Linked DNA regions of Homo sapiens: region 2 is linked to region 1. A link is a contact called in ENCODE Hi-C or POLR2A ChIA-PET data. All regions are on one chromosome and are shown on one strand. The core of a region is the stretch at or near the end of the contact, and the rest is flanking DNA. Distances in the headings are between cores, read along the strand shown. Region 1 has its middle 44 kb from the start of SP4. Region 2 has its middle 89 kb from the start of SP4.

Evidence for each region. A loop is a pair of places that touch in the nucleus more often than their neighbours do. ChIA-PET counts read pairs that join two places held with the same protein, here RNA polymerase II (POLR2A). Pooled maps may share reads with other maps.
Region 2: a map of natural killer cell shows a loop between it and region 1 (5-fold over the local background). The contact joins two enhancer-like sites. A Hi-C loop is called at or near these places in 2 of 168 maps with a recorded cell type or tissue (naive thymus-derived CD4-positive, alpha-beta T cell and natural killer cell), 1 of 37 single-sample maps with no recorded cell type and 8 of 50 pooled maps. POLR2A ChIA-PET finds 5 or more read pairs at or near these places in 2 of 52 experiments (activated CD4-positive, alpha-beta memory T cell and activated T-cell).

Annotation. Positions count from the first base shown.
Region 1 is chr7:21,382,216-21,385,752 of GRCh38, reverse strand. No RefSeq gene overlaps it. Among named protein-coding and RNA genes, the nearest start is that of SP4, 44 kb to the left of the region's middle. RefSeq lists an enhancer at 1,717-1,786. Within about 2 kb of position 1,757, at least 2 of the 41 ENCODE cell types and tissues checked have a DNase peak (open chromatin) inside an H3K27ac peak, as active enhancers do.
Region 2 is chr7:21,337,067-21,340,603 of GRCh38, reverse strand. No RefSeq gene overlaps it. Among named protein-coding and RNA genes, the nearest start is that of SP4, 89 kb to the left of the region's middle. RefSeq lists silencers at 1,426-1,626, 1,646-1,846. Within about 2 kb of position 1,728, at least 4 of the 41 ENCODE cell types and tissues checked have a DNase peak (open chromatin) inside an H3K27ac peak, as active enhancers do.

The sequences.
Region 1 (3,537 bases), core at 508-3,007:
TACAAGAGGATGGAGCAAATGTATGTGTTATTCAGGCTTTATATCTTCTTCTATATCACAAGAAATTTTGCATATTAACTACTTTGTAATATTTCTTTTCAATAACTTACGGAGGCTGGGTGCTGTGGCATGCACCTATAGTCCCAGGTACTCAGGAGGCTGAGGAGGGAGGATTACTTGAGCTCAGGAGATTAAGGCTGCAGTGTGCTATAATCACACCTGTGAATAGCCATTGCACTCCAGCCTGGGCAACATAGCAAGACTGTGTCTCTTAAACAAACAAACAAAGAAACAAAAAAAACAGAAAAAAAGAACTTAGGAGTCCTGTCTCTCAGTGCCCCAAATGAGAAAGAAAACATTGTGATTGGTTGTCAAGCATTACAGGTATAACAGAGGGAGGCAGGTCACCAAACCCAGAGGAAAATACCTAACTGAGACGATGAGGCTTGGCTTAGGCAATTTTATTTCCTGCTTTCTCCTACTAAAACAGGACAACTCTACTGGTGGGAACACTAGCAGCTCAAACAAAGAGACTGTGAAATGATAAGAAATATATTTGGTTTTTGTCCCTGGATCCAGGCACTAAAACCCTTGGAATTTGCTTAGTGGTAGGAGTTTTTCATTATTCATAATAAACTCCCTTTGATCTCACCTGAGTTCATGCTAATGAAATGACTTAGGATGAAGACCCTCGATAGTCTCAGGACAGGTCTAGTCACTAGAAACCAAATGATTAGAGGCTTGGAACTTTCAGCTTCCACCCTCCCCCAACTCTGCAAAGTTGGGGATGGGGGCTAGAGATTAAGCCCCATAAAAACTCCTGAACAGTGAGATTTCTGGATTGGTGAATGCATCCACCTGCTGGAAGTTAGCATACCCTAACTCCACAGGAACAGAAGTTTCTGCACTAGGGACCCTTCCTGACATGGCCTTATATACCTCTTCATCTGGCTGTTCATTTGTATGCTTTATAATAAACCAGTAAACATAAATAAATAACATGGCTTCGTGAGTTCTGCGTGTGTGAGCCATTCTAACAAATTACTGAACCCGAGGAGGGGGTCCTGGGAGCCTCAATTTATACATTGTGTAAGTCAGAAGTATGCTATGAGAAACCTGATACTCGGAACTGGCCTCTGAAGTTAGGGCAATCTTGTGGGTCTGAGCCCTAAAACCAATGGAACATCACATCCTAAGTAGTTAGTGTCAGAACTGAACTGGATTGTTGGACACCTAGTTGGTATCTGAACAGAATCAGATAGCTTCTTGGTGTGCAAAATGCCCACACATTTGGTGTCAGAAGGGTTGTGTGAGTGTAGAAACAGAGTTTTCTACTGGGGACACCATAGCAGGCAGCTGAGAAACTAGGGTGGATAATAGCTGATTAATAATTTAAAATTGGTCAGCATGGTGACTCGCATCTGTAATCCCAGCACTTTAGGAGGCCAAGACAGGATGGCAGGAGGATCACTTGAGCTCAAGAGTTTGAGAACAGCCTAAGCAACATAGTGAGACCCTGTCTCTACTGAAAAAAAAAAAAAAAAAAAAAAAAAAAAATTAGACAGTCCTGGTGGAGTGCACTTGTAGTTACAGCTACTTGAGAGGCTGAGGTGGAAGGACAGCTTAAGTCCAGTAGCTTAAGGCTGCAGTAAGCTGTGATTATGCCACTGCACTCCAGTCTAGGTGACAGAGTGAGATCCTGTCTCTAAAACAAAACAAAAACAAAAGCAAAAGCAAAAACAAATTAACCTTACAATTATTGAAATAGAAACTAAAGAGTACTTTGAAAAACCGTTTGGCCAATGTCTGTCTCTTAAAGTTCTGAACCTTTCACCTAGCTATTGATTAATTACAGCTGTCAAAGAGAAGAGCATCTGGATTAACTTTGGGTCAAAAATTCCCCTAAATCGAACACTAAGACTTTTAATGATAAACAAAAAACATTGTCAAGCACTTCATATATGTATTAGGCAATTGCCAAGAAATTATTCATACTCTACACAGTTGTAAAGCAAAATATCTGCTGATAGGCAAGCTAACACATACCAGTAGTCCTATACCATTTGCTTGCAGTTGGCATCTGTTATGATTGGTTGCTCTCTATGCCTTATCAGTTGTTAAATATTTTGAATATCCCACCTGGTCATTTCCCCAAAGACAGTGATTGCTCTTTAACTTTGCAGGCTATTTATATTGGGCAACATTCACTAGAGTCATTTGCTAAAAGATTTTTGCCAAAACTTAATCTGTTTTGTTGCTAAGCAAAATAGATAGTATTCACTTTTGTGGCTGGTTTTATCAGCTGAGCAAAATACATAGTATTCACTTTTGTGGCTGATTTTATCAGCTTGTTAGCAACAGTGTGACTTTTGCCTGTTTTGGCTGTGAAATGTACAATGTTGAAGGATGCCTCTATAGTTTTGGTTTAAGTGATACAATTAATCAGCTTTATACTAGAAAATAGTATATTTGCTTGTTCTAGAAAAATTAAATTGGTTTACTTGATTGAAACTGGGCTTTCTTTGAAAATGGAGCAAAGGCATATATACTTCATGTTATCATTTGACAAAACTTCACTATTTGACAAGGATGGTGTAAACGGACACCACCACATAATGCAATACTCAGATATTCATAATGGCAGTTCCCATTTGCATTTTTCTTTCTCAGGTCCTTGTGTAAAACCACCCCACTCTACATTTCACTGGAGGGCTATACTATTTATCTTTTTAAAATTAAATTATTTGGCATTGTAGTGTTTGTTCCCATCTTTTATGCTTCAGTGGGTCACTGTTGGTCCATTTTTGTGACTTGGGGATAAAGTACAATAGTATTAATTAAAATGCAAAATCATAGATGTAAAAAATAACATAAAATATTTTCCAAGATAAACTTACCAATGCAGTTTTTACAGAGCATGCAAACCAACACTCATTAAACATGTAATTGGATTTCTGCGAGAATAATGACGAGCTTTTTAAAAAAGTTTTTAATAATGAATAATCTTATACTCAATTTTGTGAGATGTGTGTGAATAGAGTTTTATTCTATTTTTTCCTTTCATACAGACACTCTCTGCAAACCACTGTGGGTCAACTGGAGGTCTCAGGATCACATTTAAAGATGCACTGTTTGGCCAGGCCCAGTGGCTCACGTCTGTAATCCCAGCACTTTGGGAGGTTGAGGTGGGTGGATCACTTGAGTCCAGAAGACTAGCCTGGCTAACTCAGTGAAACACTGTCTCTACTAAAAATACACACACACACACACACAAAATTAGCTGGGCAAGGTGGCGCGTGCTACTGCCACCTACTCGGGAGACTGAGACATGAGAATTGCTTGAACCCAGGAGGCAGAGTTTGCAGTGAGCCAAGATCCCACCACTGCACTCCAGCCTGGGTGACAGAGTGAGACTGTCTAAAAAAAATAATAATAATAAAATAAAAAATAAAAACTCACTCTTCTAGAGAAAATCTCATCCATAATTTTCAATTCTACCCATGGGCCACAATTCCCAAATATCTATCTCAATCTTGC
Region 2 (3,537 bases), core at 479-2,978, 45 kb after region 1:
TCTGTTTAATAAATGGTGCTGGGAAAAATGGCTAGCCATATGCAGAAAACTGAAATTGGACCCCTTCCTTGCAACTTATACAAAAATTAACTCAAGATGGATTAAAGATTTAAATGTAAGACCTAAAACTACAAAAACTCTAGACAAAAACCTAGGCAATACCATTTAGGACATAGGCATGGGCAAAGACTTCAAGACTAAAACACCAAAAGCAATGTCAATAAAAGCCAAAATAGACAAAAGGGATCTAATTAAATTAAAGAGCTTCTGCACAGCAAAAGAAACTATCAGCAGAGTGAACAGGCAACCTACAGAATGGGAGAAAATTTTTGCAATCTATCTATCTGACAAAGTGCTAATATCCAGAATCTACAAGGAACATAAACAAATTTACAAGAATAAAACAAACAACCCCATCGAAAAGTGGGCGATGGATATGAACAGACACTTCTCAAAAGAAGACATTTATGCAGCCAACAAACATGAAAAAAAAGGTCATCATCACTGGTCATTAGAGAAATGCAAAACAAAACCACAATGACATACCATCTCATTCCAGTTAGAATGGTGATTATTAAAAAGTCAGGAAACTACAGATGCTGGCAAGGATGTGGAGAAATAGGAAGGCTTTCACACTGTTGGTGGGAGTGTAAATTAGTTCAACCATTATGGAAGACAGTGTGGTGATTCCTTAAGGATCTAGAACCAGAAATACCATTTGACCCAGCAATCCCACTACTGGGTATGTACCCAAAGGATTATAAATCATTCTACAATAAAGATACATGCACATGTATGTTTATTGCAGCACTATTCACAATGACAAAGACTTGGAATCAACCCAAATGCCCATCAATGATAGACTGGTTAAAGAAAATGCGGCACATATACACCATGGACTACTATGCAGCCATAAAAAAGAATGAGTTCATGTGTTTTGCAGGAACATGGATGAAGCTGGGAACCATCATGCTCAGCAAACTAACATAGGAACAGAAAACCAAACACTGCATGTTCTCACTCATAAGTGGGAGATGAACAATGAGAACACAAGCACACAGGGAGGGGAACATCACACATCAGGGCAATGGGAGGGATGGGGGGGCAATGGGAGGGATAACATTAGGAGAAATACCTAATGTAGATGATGGGTTGATGGGTGCAGAAAACCACCATGGCACACGTATGCCTATGTAACGTTTGGCATGTTTGGCAAATGTACCCCAGAACTTAAAGTATAATAATTTTAAAAATTAAAAAAAAAAACTATAGAGAAACTGGTAGCTGCACTGGCAAAAACAAGGATGGTACCATTCATTGATTGAGCACCTAGGTCCCTAGGGTACTAGAGCAGGGGCTTTACATCTATGCTATCTGTGATCCACATGACAAAAGTACATGACTATTATTATTATACTCATTTTGCTGAAGAGGAAGCTGAGATAAGAGAGGCCAAGCTACTCGGTTAAGATCATATCATAAGTGTTAACACCACTTCGTGTGATTCAAGCGGCACTCAACATGGGAAGTGGGTGGTTCCTGAAAGAGGTTATAAGGTCTTATCAGGCAGAAAGAGCGTGACACTGGGTGCAAAGGAGAGGCAGAGTTCTGTAGTTTTTGGAACTTCTGGTGTTACTGGGAAAGTCTGTTTTTACACCAAGCTGGGGTTCTGGGTAAGGTTTTTAGCTTTAAGGAGAGTGACAAAGACAGGAAATTACAGAATGGTGGATGAAAGCTAGGGCTGTTGAGTGAGTCACATCTGGGCTAGAGATGAGAATGACAATGATCTGCTTCCTTGTGCAAAGTACCTGACCTCTTTGAATGGCAACATTCTCATCTGTCAAATGGGAGTAACAGACATATCTCCCTCATAAGGTTCTGTCAGAATTAACTGATGTAATATATGTAAAAATATTCCAAAATGCCCCAGTGATGTAAATTTCAGATATCGTGTAATTGGCAATTGTCTCCCTGGCTCTGGAGCTCCCATCTGCCTGGCTACAATTTGGCCGGCTCAGATCATTTTACCAACCTGGCAATAACCTAGCATTTTACATGGTTGAATTTCGGGTGGAGATTTACTCAACGATGCTTGATACATTGCAAATCTTTATAAAATGTATAATAGTAATAATAATAACAATAAAAGAAGAAAGAAAGAGAAAAAAAGAAAATTAATCAGAGGACCAAGCCTGAGTTCCTAAATATGGTTCCCAATTTAGAAAGAAGCCCTCACCTATTTCCGCAAAGCCATGAGGATTTTAATTCAGGAGAGCCACAGGAGCCCAGCAATCAGTTCTGGGATTCTCAGGCTGTTTATATCCTCTTTGTCTGATGTGGAGAATAGCACAGGAAATACAGGCTGACCCTTCATGAAGGGAAGCCAGCGCACCTGGGGGCCGTTGAAAAATAGACCTAAAAGAAATGAGATAAAGATTGATAAGTCCCTCAGTGCTAAAGACATTTTAAACCAGGGAGATGTTAAAAGGGTTAAAACGATTCCATATATCACAGTACAAACTCTCCTGACAATATTTTTGAAGCTTCTTGACAATTGCCCGAATAGAATTAATACTCGATTGTACATAATCTGCCTAATACAAATCTGTTTCAATTGTGGCATTTTAAAAGTTATTTCTAGTACTTCAAATAGCTTAAAAGGAGAGTTTTCTTTTGTACAGCTAAATCACAATAATTGGTTTAAAACTGAATGGAAATGCACTGATTATCAATTAAGCAATGGGATTGATAAAAGCATGGCACTTGGTTGTTTTCAAGCTTTTTCTTTCTTCCTGATACTCCGTATTTACTTCTATCAATCTAGTGATTAGAAAAACAAAGTTCTGGTAAATGATGAAAATGTCATACAAACAAGAGCTATGGAATAAAAACTGTATTGTGCCAAGTAATGATGCTCTGTTCATTTCAATGTGTTTGTCAGCAAGTATACATAGCAATTTTCATTATGTGCTTTTACTAGAAATAAATATGGACCCACATTAAGCGAAAAACCATTGCTTATTTCCTCTTCCCAGGAACCCCATTTGGCTGCATCTTCAATCTATGACTTCCACATTCTGTTGATACTGTTAGAGCCAGAAACCTACAGAGTAATTAGTTTAGGTTTTGTCTACATAGCACCAACAGAAGCAATTGGAAAGTGAAAAATCCAGCCAAATAATTGGGCTTTGTGTGTGGAGGTTTCTACATGACTTTAAATAGCCAGTTAGCTCTTTTTTTGTTCTGTGAAAGGAAAATGCATTTGGACTAATTGGTTCTTTTATCACCATGTGGACCACATTATCAATAATTGGCCTAGGAGAGTTAAGTATGTTGGAGTGTTTCTTTGTGATGGAATGGGGAAGAAAGAAGGAAGGGAATTGCTGAGAAACAAGAAAAAAGGCTAGAAGAAGGTTAGCCGAGGAAGAACAGAGTGAGGGTAGGAATGAAGGGTAGAGGTGACAGACAGTCTATTTAAGATCCACCATGTGTTAGCAGTACTATCCTTGGTTCTGTACGTTTTTATCTCTTCTCCAC